4 separate regions of the Homo sapiens genome follow, and all the other regions are linked to region 1. The links are chromatin contacts, found by Hi-C or POLR2A ChIA-PET in ENCODE. All regions are on one chromosome and are shown on one strand. Each heading gives the region's core, a stretch centred on a gene start or an enhancer-like site at or near the end of the contact. The rest is flanking DNA. Distances are from core to core; before and after follow the strand shown.

The links. Hi-C counts contacts between places; a loop is a spot of excess contacts on that map. ChIA-PET counts read pairs that join two places held with the same protein, here RNA polymerase II (POLR2A). Pooled maps may share reads with other maps.
Region 2: a pooled map shows a loop between it and region 1 (4-fold over the local background). The contact joins the promoter of BCAS4 here to the promoter of UBE2V1 in region 1. A Hi-C loop is called at or near these places in 7 of 50 pooled maps. POLR2A ChIA-PET finds 5 or more read pairs at or near these places in 4 of 52 experiments (A673, B cell, WTC11 and 1 more).
Region 3: a loop to region 1 is called in a pooled map, with 16 times the contacts of the local background. The contact joins the promoter of DPM1 here to the promoter of UBE2V1 in region 1. A Hi-C loop is called at or near these places in 8 of 50 pooled maps. POLR2A ChIA-PET finds 5 or more read pairs at or near these places in 2 of 52 experiments (MCF 10A and WTC11).
Region 4: a loop to region 1 is called in a map of naive thymus-derived CD4-positive, alpha-beta T cell, with 8 times the contacts of the local background. The contact joins the promoter of STAU1 here to the promoter of UBE2V1 in region 1. A Hi-C loop is called at or near these places in 1 of 168 maps with a recorded cell type or tissue (naive thymus-derived CD4-positive, alpha-beta T cell) and 11 of 50 pooled maps. POLR2A ChIA-PET finds 5 or more read pairs at or near these places in 2 of 52 experiments (BJ and activated naive CD8-positive, alpha-beta T cell).

Annotation. Positions count from the first base shown.
Region 1 is chr20:50,111,632-50,114,498 of GRCh38, reverse strand. It overlaps UBE2V1 (ubiquitin conjugating enzyme E2 V1), which reads left to right and starts at 1,349. Exons shown (of 4, transcript NM_001032288.3): 1 at 1,349-1,392. The coding sequence starts at 1,371. All of the region lies in intron 5 of PEDS1-UBE2V1 (PEDS1-UBE2V1 readthrough), which reads left to right. RefSeq lists enhancers at 430-997, 1,002-1,111 and a silencer at 1,282-1,821.
Region 2 is chr20:50,793,620-50,796,352 of GRCh38, reverse strand. It overlaps BCAS4 (breast carcinoma amplified sequence 4), which reads right to left and starts at 1,292. Exons shown (of 5, transcript NM_198799.4): 1 at 1,180-1,292. The coding sequence starts at 1,269. RefSeq lists a silencer at 740-1,559.
Region 3 is chr20:50,956,954-50,959,781 of GRCh38, reverse strand. DPM1 (dolichyl-phosphate mannosyltransferase subunit 1, catalytic) reads left to right here and starts at 1,250. Exons shown (of 9, transcript NM_003859.3): 1 at 1,250-1,419. The coding sequence starts at 1,259. It overlaps MOCS3 (molybdenum cofactor synthesis 3), which reads right to left and starts at 964. Exons shown (of 1, transcript NM_014484.5): 1 at 1-964. The coding sequence starts at 939. RefSeq lists enhancers at 181-791, 1,004-1,493.
Region 4 is chr20:49,186,909-49,189,977 of GRCh38, reverse strand. It overlaps STAU1 (staufen double-stranded RNA binding protein 1), which reads left to right and starts at 1,644. Exons shown (of 14, transcript NM_017453.4): 1 at 1,644-1,862. RefSeq lists silencers at 1,371-2,040, 2,271-2,430 and an enhancer at 2,831-2,900.

The DNA.
Region 1 (2,867 bases), core at 100-2,599:
GAATGGGGAGCCACTGAAGGCTTTAGCTGGAGGGTGTTTTGAGCAGATGTTGGTCTATATGGAGAATGGGCCATAGGGGAGAGAATGGAAGCTGCTGGGGTCTTCCAAGTGGGAGATAAAGGCAGCTTGCCCTGAGTGGAGAAGTGAACGGAGTGGAGAGATGCAGAGTAGGCACTGCTATCAGACAAAGGTGATGAATTGGATGTGCTGGGTGAGGGCTTCCAGCTTCCTTGTCCCTCTATGTTTAGAGTCCTGGTCCTTCTGCCAGTATTTTGCTCTGTGACCTTAAGCCAGTCCCTTCACCTCTCTCAGCCTCAGTGTCTACATCCATATAAGGGCTTCTCAGACAATTTATAATAAAGGAGGAGTACCTTCTTGGGTTTATTTATTTGCAAAAATATTTCCCAAGGGCCTTTGCACAAGCTGTTCCCTCTACCTCCTCATTGTTACGGTCTCTGCTGAAATATGACCACCTTAGGAGGCCCTTCCTGACCATCCTCTGCTGCTCTTGTCTTGGTTTATCTCTACCCTATCAGAATTATAGTTTCCTGTTTATTTACTTGCTGTCTACGACTAGAATGTAAGTCCCTGAAAGCAGGGATTTGCTTCTTCAGAGATGTCTATCCATCCCCAGCGCCTAGCACAGTGTCTGGTACATAGTAGGTGCTTAATGTTTGTTTGTTTGGTTGAATGAATGAATGAACGAATGAATGAATGAATGAATGAATGAATTGGGTAGATGGTTAGCAAATGCTTTCCCTGCCACCTTAATGCCCCTAAATCATTTAGCTGCACCCACTCCAAGCCTTCTCTGGCCGGGGAGCATCAATCCTAGGAGCCAGATCATCTGACCTGGAGGGTGATGATTCAAAAAATTTGAACCTGGAGGTTAAAATTCTGCCTGTCTCTGCCACTTAACAGCTGAGTTTAGATAAATCGCTTGATCTCTCTCGGCTGCATTTTTCACATTAATTCTGACCTTGCGGAGATGTGGTGAGGATCTAGATAGGAACTAGACAGGAAAAAGCCCCAAGCGAATTCGGCGCTTTTGTTTGAAGCTATATTTTCTTTTTCTTTCACAATCGCGCCTTCCCAAGCCTAGTCACCCCTGCCCTTCTCACTAAGCACATCACAACCTCCCTCGCACCCGATGTGTGGGGACTTGCAGGTTGCTGGGCCCTCGAGCACGCAGATATTTCCTTTCTCTAAAAGGGAAGGAAAAGAGCCTTCCAGGCCACGGGTCGTGCAGGTCTCCGGGGCGGGCGTCAGCGGCGGCGTATGTGCGTGCGCGCGCGCCTGCGCATCAGGGCCGGGGGACGGGTAAGGGGGGGGTGAAGAAGGGGCCGGCCTTCAAGCAAGAGCGACGCAAGATGGCAGCCACCACGGGCTCGGGTGAGCGGGGGCGCCGGGCCCGGCCGGCCGAGGGGGCATGGGCTTGGGCCGGGGGCCGGGGACCCTCAAAGCCTCCTGCAGCGGAGCCAGGGTCCCCGCGCCGCCTCTGTCTGCTGGGCTCCGCGGCAGCCACCGGCGCGGCCTGACCGGGGGAGGAGGAGCAGGCGGTGGCCGGAAGCACGGGCGGGGGGCTGAGGGGCCTGTGGGCGGCGCGGCGAGGCCCTGAGGCTCCCCCGGGAGGCGTGAGGGCCCTCTGTGCTGTCTGGGGGAGCCGGAGTGGGCGAGGAGCGAGCTCCGAGGCACTCCTGAGGATACCGGGGCTGGCGACTCTTAAGGGGCGATCTAGAGGTCCCCTAGAGGAGGCGCCCCACAGCGGATGGAAGTCCCATACTGGGTGCCAGGGGTGCGGCTGAGAGGGGCCTTGGGATGTCTGGAGGGGACATCAGAGAAGCCCTTCAGGCTGGATGGAAGAAACGGGATCCTGAGGGGGTGACTTGAGAGGATCCCCTATCGGTTGAGGGAACGGCTCCGGCGTTAGTTTTAGAGATGGGGTTAGCTGAGGAAATAGCTATGTTGACTAGAAAGGAGGAGCCTTGGAGCAGCTGCTTTTGGGGAGAATGAAGGGGGTCTCCGCATGATAAGTGAGAGGAGGGAAAAGGATTCAGATGCCAGAGGGACCTAATAGCGGTGATAGTGAAATGACCCCATCATTACCAGTCTCCTGTTCGAGGATACAGATGGATTGCTTCAAGTTAGGTTTCAGGGGACAAGGTCCGAGTGGGGCAGTTGGTGGAAGCCTCTGATATTGGATGAGGGAGAACAGATGAATTGGGAGCCCCGAGGATGTCTCTTTGGGAGTGGGGATTCAACTGAGGGAAGCCCCTGAAATGAGGGAGTGGAAAAGGTCGGGTTCCGGAGATGTTTCCTGTAAAGGAGAAAAGTCTCCTCTTTTTGAATTGAGTGAGGGAAGCATATCCTAGAAGTGTCTCTTCTGTGGAGACGCTCACTCTCATCGACTCCTTTAATAATTGGGACAGATATGTGGGTTCAGCTCAGAAGTTCCCCACTGGCTGATGGGAGTAGGGAGGTGAATAGATGAAATGGGAACTCTTGGGTGAGGCTGCACCCTCAGGTGCCTGGCAGTGAAGTTGGCCAAGGAGGTTCTCTCAGATGGGGTGAAAATGGGTTACCTCTCTGATGGAGGAAGCAAACAGGGCCACAGTGTTCCCCACTGTGGGGCTGCAGGGACACCAGCCTGAGTACAGCAATCATTGGCATATTTAAGGCCACAGCAGCGGCAGTGTTGGGAAGGAATTGGTGATCCATGGGAAATAGGGTGAGGGGAATTCTTTATAAATGTTGCTACTCTGCGGTCTCAAGGAGCCATACTTGCCTGATGGTTGGGGTGGGAATAAAAGAAATTGAATGTGGGGGATCTGACTGAAGTGACCCACCACAAGCTGCTGCCTTTTGAG
Region 2 (2,733 bases), core at 43-2,542, 680 kb before region 1:
CTTGTTGCCCAGGCTGGAATGCAATGGCTGATCTCAGCTCACTGCAGCCTCCGCCTCCCAGGTTCAAGCGATCCTCCTGCCTCAGCCTCCCAAGTAGCTGGGATTACACACCCGGCTAATTTTTGTATTTTTAGTAGAGACGGGGTTTCACCATGTTGGTCAGGCTGGTCTCGAGCTCCTGACCTCAGGTGATCCACCCGTCTCGGCCTCCCAGTAGTGCTGGGATTACAAGCGTGAGCCACCAGGCCTGGCGAGATAGATTTTTTTTTAAATGTCTCACTCTGTCGCCCAGGCTGGAGTGCAGTGGCATGATCAAGCCTCACTGCAGCCTCACTCTTCCCCGTCCCCTATCCCCATCCCAAGCAATCCTCCTGCCTCAGCCTCCCAGAATGCTGGGACCACTGGCATGAGCCAATACTCTGCCTAGGCAGATACAGATATCTACATTTGTAAATGCATTTTAAATGTCCGGAATGATTTATACCAAACAGTTAATGCTGGTTTTCTAAGAAAACTAGAATTGGGGTGGGAGAGAAAAGAGAAAGGGGTGCATAGCCTTTATGTTAAATACTCCTGTACTGCTTTTGTGGTTTAAAAAGAGAATGGGTTGAATTTCTGACCGTAAATAACTCCTAGTGAACTCAGACAAATAACTTTTTCACAACAGCGTCGACAGATGCCTCCAGCCGGAAGGTAGAGGGTCTCGTTTTAGATCTGCTTTTCACTTGGTGCTTTTAAAATAGAAAGCGCAGACAGAGGCGTGGTGTTTTCGCTCCGAGCTGCAGCAGCGCAGCGCGGCCCGCACAGCCGCAGCCTGAGGCGCCGCTCGGCCCGGGCACCGCTCGGAGGTAGCCGGGGCAGCAGAGGTCCCGGGGTCCGCCTCTCCCAGGGCCGGCCTGGCAAAGGGCGGCGCCTGAGGACCCGGCGGATGCTGGGGGACCCGGGTGGGGAGGGAAAGCGAGCCTGGGCCTCCGGGGCCCGGTGTCGCCCGGAGGAGCGAGCAGGGACGACCCGCTGCACATCTCTGCGTGGCGCCCCGCAGCCACCCTTCAGGAAGGGGGGAATCCCCGGGCCCCCCACTCCGGGAGCGAGAGGATGCTCCGGGGAAGCCGAGGGTCCGGAGCCCGGACCCCTAACCGCGAGAACCCTCTCCTCCAACTCCACAGCCCCGTCCCCTACCTCGGCCCCAGGCTCGGGGGTCAGGAAGAGCGCGAGCTCGCGCGCCCCGCTGCGCATGGGCTCCGGCTGATCAGCGTCCACGAGCAGCATCAGGAGGGCGACGGGGTCCGGCTGGCGGAGGCTGCCTGGGAGCCCGTGGTTGCGCCCGGGCCTCGGAGCCCCGCCCCCGGTCCGCTGCATGCCCCGCGGACCGCCTGGCGGAGGCGGGGCAGGTGCGCTCCCGGCGGTCGCGGCTCGCAGCTCCAGGAGCGCCGGGCCGAGCGGGCAGCGCCACCCAGTGGCGAGCGGCGCGCGCTGCGCCCGCCCCCGCAGCACCTGGGCATCAGTGCTTTGCAAACTCGCTTGCAGATGGCAGTCACCTGGAGCTCTTTTAGAATTTCCCAAGCCTGGACCACACCGTCTCTGGGTTAAGACCTGGGCATCAGGATCTTTTGATGTTTGTTAGGTGGTTCCAACCAGATTGTTGACCCAAAGCTAAATTTGAGAACTATTGGGGCAAGCCACCCCTCCCCATCGGAATCCCGGTAGAGTACAGGCTCCCGGCCCCGGACCCGGCCGTAAAATAGAATCCCCGGGAAGCTTTTAAAAGCCCGGAAGCCAGGCCTCGCACCAGGCCGATTAAGTTGGAATCCTTCGGAGTGGGGCTTGGGCATCGGTAGTTTCTAAAACTCCCCGGGTGATTCTAACGGGCGTCCGGGTTAGAGAGGCGCTAGCTTAGAGGAAGCCCAAAGCCGCCCGCCCCCCACCCGTTCCCATCCTACTAAAGCATCTAGTTTGCATCGGGCGGAGGGTCCTGGAATTTAGGGAAGGCCGAGTGTGACGGTCCTCGTCTTCCTCTTCGGTGCGGATTTTAAAATAAACTTCACCAGGAAACTATTGAGCGCACTACATTTCACAACCGCACCCACTCCCTCCATGCCCTCGGAGGCCGGCCTAGATAGACCCTTTACAAGCCTTGGGGCTGAAGAGAGCGAGGTGCGCCTCATCTCCCACCCCAACAGTGCTAATGAGGAAAGTACTAAAAGGCAAATAGGTATAAGACAAGTCTGAAGTTTTGATTTTTCGTTTGATGACTTATTTTTATTTTTAATTAATTAATTTTTTTTTTTTGGAGACGGAGTCTCGCTCTGTCGCCCAGGCTGGAGTGCAGTGGTGCGATTTCGGCTCACTGTAACTTCCACATTCCGGGTTCAAGCAATTCTCCCCCTCCCTCAGCCTCCCGAGTAGCTGGGATTACAGGCGCCTGTCACCACGCCCGACTAATTCTAATTTTTGTATTTTTTAGTAGAGACGGGGTTTCGCCATGTTGGCCAGGCTGCTCTCGAACTCCTGACCTCAGGTGAGCCACCTGCCTCGGCCTCCCAAAGTGCTAGGATTACAGGCGTGGGCCAGCGCCCCCTGCCTGCTGACTTTTCTTTAAATGTTAAATCGCCTCACAAAAAAAAAAAAAAAAAAAGGCTGAGCTGCTTGGGCAAACATAAGGAGACTCCATCTCTCTAAAAGAAAAAAAAAAATTAAAATTGCAGGATGTGGTGGGGCACAACTGTAGTCCTA
Region 3 (2,828 bases), core at 1-2,500, 850 kb before region 1:
TTCATAGTCCAGCAGATCAGTCACAGTGGGCCGTTCCCCGCAAGCTGCACAGTCGAGCCTGCGGCTCCGCAGCCGAATAGAGCGGAAATGCCCTCTCAGGGCATCAAAGAGCAACAAGCTGCCACTGTAAGAGGGGCCCAGACCCGCAGCGATTTTCAGCACTTCCAAGGCCTGCAGGCAGCCCAGGACCCCGGTAACGACACCGAGCACCCCGCCGTCCGCGCAGTTGGTCACTGTCTCCGCTGGGGGTGGTTGGGGGAATATGCAGCGATAGCAAGGGCCACCGTCATAATGGTAGACTGTGATTTGGCCCTCGAAGCGCAAGGCACTGGCAGACACGAGGGGCCGACCCGCCAGCACACATGCGTCATTAACCAGGTAGCGAGTGGGCACGTTGTCCGAGCAGTCAGCCACCACATCATATCGGCGGACCAGGTCTAGGGCAGTGGCTGGCGTAAGGGCCTGAGTGTACGGCACGCATTCCACTGCCGAATTGAGGCGGCGCAGCGAGGCGGCGGCCGAAAAGGCCTTGGCCTGGCCAGCCAGTGCCTCGCCATGCAGCACTTGGCGGGCCAGGTTGCTCATCTCTACCACGTCATAGTCCACAAGGCCAAGGCGGCCCACGCCGGCCGCTGCCAAGTACTGCGCTAGTGGACAGCCGAGCCCACCGCAGCCCACGATTAGCACGCACGCGGTCCCCAGGCGCAGCTGTCCGTGCACGCCCAGCTCGGGCAGCACTAGCTGCCGGCTATAGCGCAGAATCTCATCTCGGGACAGAGCGGCCTTCGGCGGCAGCGGCGACACCGGAACCAGCCGTTCTGGCTGCGGTTCCTGCTCAGCCAAAAGAGCCGACGCCAGCTTCTGCTTCAGCGAATTCAATTCCTCCTCACGTTGGGCAACTTCAGCTTGTAAGGCGAGTACCTCCTCCCGGGAAGCCATGGCGACCTCTTCCGGAAGTTGTCGTGAAAGGCATTTCCGCTTCCGTCTTCTGTCTCCTAGCGACTGGGATAAACTAAAAAACTTTATGGAGCTTGGGAAAAGGTGATGAATAGATATTTACTTCCTGAAGAAACCTTCAGATTAAACTTCAAAGATGTATAAATCCAGAATATTTCTAATTGAACCACGCAATGGCCCTAGAAGAACTAGCGATCAATCACACAGGTCATCCCCCGCTTCCGAATTTGGTACGGTCCGACCCGTCCTTTTCCGCGCCACATTACGTAATTCCGCTTCCGGCATCTGGCTCAGTTCCGCCATGGCCTCCTTGGAAGTCAGTCGTAGTCCTCGCAGGTCTCGGCGGGAGCTGGAAGTGCGCAGTCCACGACAGAACAAATATTCGGTGCTTTTACCTACCTACAACGAGCGCGAGAACCTGCCGCTCATCGTGTGGCTGCTGGTGAAAAGCTTCTCCGAGAGGTAGCGCACCAGGTCTCCCTCCCCGAAGAATGAGATGAGCTGGCTTCCCCGGCCCGGGTGTCGGCAGCTGGCTGCGCGAAGCGGCCCTGTCCAGCCTTCTTTGCCTCACACAGGAAGGCCCGGGGAGAGGGCCACCCTGCGAGGGAAGCAGAGGCGGATGCTTGTTGGGTTTTCTTCGTGTCCTGGGTTCTCATTCCTGCCCTTGGGTTTTGTGAGACTCTCATTTATCTTTATTATGTAGTACTCCCGTCCCCCGCCTTTCCGTAGAAAGGTTGGCCACTCTTTTACTTGGAAGCGAGGCTGAAAGCGTGATCCCACTCCTCCCTCTAGGCGGTCAGGATCTGCGGCAAGAGCCGGGAGTCCAAGCGAGAGCTCTCACTCTCCGCTCCGGTGCCGAGTGCTTACATAAGCATGAGGTTTGGTGTGTGTGGGTTAGGGAGCTATTGCTGGGCACGATAACCTTTCTGGAAAGGAGAAAGCAGAAGAGCATCTTCGCTGATCACTGGTGGATGTTTGGTGTGATTGTTAGAACCGGGATGGGGGGTGGGTGGAGTTCGAATTTGGAAGTGTTAATGCAGTGTTTTTAAAAACTGCAAAAAATCCTGGAGTCAGTACGAAGTAACTTGTTTTACGATTGCACAAATGGGATCATGCTGTGAAATCTTTGAAGACTTTTTCTCATATTAACATGTACAAACATAGCAAATTACTTTGGAAGTTAGGTAACATTCCATATGGCTGTGTTATTTATTTAATCAGGTCATGGCAATGAACTGGATTATTTCCAGCGCCTTTTGGTTGTTTCTGTTTTTTGGCTTTTGCTTTGTCGATGAGAACAAGGACTTTGTTCACACCATATTTTCCAGCTAAATTTAGAAAAGTGCTTGACACATAGCGGTGCTCCTTTATTGCATCAGTGTTGGCAGCAGACGCGTTCATACTTTTACTTGTGTACTAGGGATAAATTCTTCGAGGTAGGATTGCTGGGTCGACAGAAATGTGCTTAAAATGGACAGTTACTGCCAAATTGCTCTAAAGAAAAAAAAGGTTGTACAAGTTTGGACTCTCCATTCTTCAGAGTGCCTGTTTCCCTATCAACCAGCCCGCCTGAGCATTAGACTTAACATTGTTGGAAGTACTCATTTGTGAAAACCATTGCTGTTTTGATTGTATTTCCTTGAATAACTGCCTTCATATGCCTTGCCCCTCAGAGTTTTAAAATTTTTATTTTTCCTGTTTAATCTTTTAATTTTGATTTCTATAAGCTCTAAATTAAAGAAAGTAACTATCATACAACCGATCTCGTTCAGGGCTTGTATTCTAATTTTGCAATTTTTTTTTTTGCTGTTTTAATTTTTTTATGTAGTACAATTTATGTTTCCTTTTAATGGTTTGTGAATCAATCTTTT
Region 4 (3,069 bases), core at 395-2,894, 920 kb after region 1:
AATTCAGTGTCATTGCACTTCACAAGAAGCAATGTAAGGAGGCAAGTGTCCTCCCAGGCTTCGCTAAGGCTCCAAAGCCTTGTTTGGAGGGGCCTCTTCAGACACAGCAGCTCGTATTTTGAATTTATATTCCGTTGGCAAGAGAGATTGAGCAATTATTAGATTGAGAGACATTTAAGAAAGAGAGAATTATTTTTAAATAGTGGGGCGGCAGTCCCAGAGTGAGCGGGAGAGAGAAGCTCTGTGCACCTGCAGTTCCTTCATTCATTCTCAGTTTCTTGGACCTCTCACAACGCGAGCATAATTTTCGCTGAGTGTGCAGAAGTTCAAGATTCTTTTTTTTTTTTTTTTTTTTTTTGAGACAGAGTCTCACTCTGTTGCCCAGGTTGGAGTGCAATGGCGTGATCTCGGCTCACTGCAACCTCCGTCTCCCGGGTTCAAGAGATTCTCCTGCCTCAGCCTCCCAAGTAGCTGTGATTACAGGCGCCCACCACTGCATCCGGCTAGTAGAGACGGGGTTTCACCATGTTAGTCAGGCTGGTCTCGAACTCCTGACCTCAGGTGATCCGCCCACCTCGGCCTCCCAAAGTGCCGGGATTACAGGCGTGAGCCACTGCGCCTGGCCAAGATTCTTTACTGGCCACCCTCTCTCCAACCTCCCATACAATACAGCTGCTAAAAACCACTTAGTTTATCTAGGTCTGGGTGAAATAAATAGTAATCTGGCACTTCTCGTCTTTTTTTTTTTTTTTTTTTTTTTTTTTTTTTTTTTTTTTGAGACCAGTGTCTCTTTGTCGCCAAGGCTGGAGTGCAGCGGCGCGATCTCAGCTCACTGCAATCTCCGCCTCCCGGGTTCAAGCGATTCTCCTGCCTCAGCCTCCCGAGTAGCTGTTTACCTACAGGCGCCCGCCACCACGCCCGGCTAATTTTTTGTATTTTCAGTAGAGACGGGGGTTTCACCGTGGTAGCCAGGATGGTCTCGATCTCTTGACCTAGTGATCCGCCCGCCTCGGCCTCCCAAAGTGCCGGGATTAGAGGCCTGAGCCAACGCGCCCGGGCCATTGTCTTTTATCTCACTACACATTTTTCAATTTTATTTATTGTGTATTTTACTTACACAAGAATGTAAGCTCCACGAGGGCAGGGATTTTTGTCAGTTCACCACTACATTCTTAGCTCTTGGAGCAATGCCTTGCATATGGCAAGCATTTAATGAACATTTACAGATGGAGGAAGAAACAACTGCAGGAAGGAGAGAAAGGAAGGCCAGAGGCAGGACAAGAGGAAGAAGCGACAGCAAGGAAGGAAAAAGGAAGTGGAGGAGGAAAGAAGGTAGGCTGGGTTCTCCCAGACCCGCTTCGAGTCCAGCAGGCAGCGCGAAACTCCCACCAGAACTACAACTCCCGGCAGGCCCCGGGACTCAGGACGGGCCGCTGCGGTCCAGGCGGGACAGGGCGCTCCTCCCGCTGGGCCCCCGGCGTGCCTTGCGAGCGCAGGCTCCGCCGCAGTGCCAGCCGGAACTTGTGGTTCGGACCGTGGGTGGGGGTGGGGCCGGGGCCGGGCCTGGAGGCGGGCGGGGGCCGGGGGCGGGCGCCTGCCCCTCCCCCGTCACTTCCTGCCGGGCTGCGGGCGCCTGAGCGGCTCTTCAGCGTTTGCGCCGGCGGCTGCCGCGTCTCTCTCGGCTCCCGCTTCCTTTGACCGCCTCCCCCCCCCGGCCCGGCGGCGCCCGCCTCCTCCACGGCCACTCCGCCTCTTCCCTCCCTTCGTCCCTTCTTCCTCTCCCTTTTTTCCTTCTTCCTTCCCCTCCTCGCCGCCACCGCCCAGGACCGCCGGCCGGGGGACGAGCTCGGAGCAGCAGCCAGGTGAGGCGGCCGGGCCGGGCCGGGCCTGGTGGGGCCCTCGCGGGCGCCGCCGCGGTGGGGAGGTGGGCGGCGGGTGGGGCCTAGGCCTCGGCGGGCCCGCGCACCCCTCCGCCTTCTCCCGGGCCTCTCTCTAGCCCGCGGGGCCTTCCCGGAGGAGGCGGGTCCTCTTGCGTTCCCTCGCCTCGGGGCGCCCTGAGGCCTGGCCCCGGGCGCCCCCATCCCCTCCAGCCCTCACCGGTGCCACAAACAGGTGCTGCGGCCGCCTTTCCTCGTCCCGCATGGCGCGCGCGGGGATGCCGAAGTTATTCCCGGGGCTGGGGCGCAGGCGGGGGGGGGGGGGGGTCCCTGCTTCAGGTCCCCGAGGGCTGGAGCCTCTCAGTGTCGCCGGCCCAGGTCTGTAGCTTAGTGGTTAAGAGCACGGCCCAGGTGTCCAAAACGGGTGCCGAACCCGGCTCTGCCCCGTTAGGCAAGACACTTAAAAAGTCTTTGTGTCTTGGTTGGAAAAGGGGCTGCTAATACCGTCCCTGCCTCTTAAGGTTCAGTGAAATGGGGCGTGTAAAGCGCTTATCAGAGTGCCAGACCCACAGCGTGTCCCAGTAAACCGTCTGCATAATTTATTAGCGTGATATGAAGGTATAATTTAATGGGCAGAGTGGATAGAAGTTGACCTACCTATCCGTTTGGGTTTCTTAGAGGCTGCAGTGTTCCGCGTGCCCATGTCCAGAGCCAGGGCATTGTTTTCAGTTGTTAACATCTGAAAGGGGCGTACGCTTAATTGGGACACTGTAGTTGACAGTCTGTAAACGATGGATGCTGTTTCTTTCCATCTCCGCTTAGGCAACTGCAGGATATTCACCATCTCCCGCAGGATGAGCAACCTGTCCATTTCTCCCCGCCCCGCCATCATCCAGCTTCTTCTTGTCATTCCATTTCTGGGAAAGTTGCTGGCAGAAGCTTCCCTTGAGTTGAGCAAACCTATCTAGAGCACTTGCTGTGTGTTGGGCTCTGAAGGGGGGTGTACGGAGATGGAAAAATTTGTCTGTCTTGTCTTGCTCTACACCTCGATAAGTTTTTTTTCACGGAAGCTTTGCTTATATTCACCCCTCCCTGTTGGCTGACTTTCCTTTTAAGCCCTTGCCCCGCCTCCGTGTTGCAGTATTGCTTGTGTGGAAGTTTTCTTCTGTTCCGCGAAGATACGTGCTTCAGT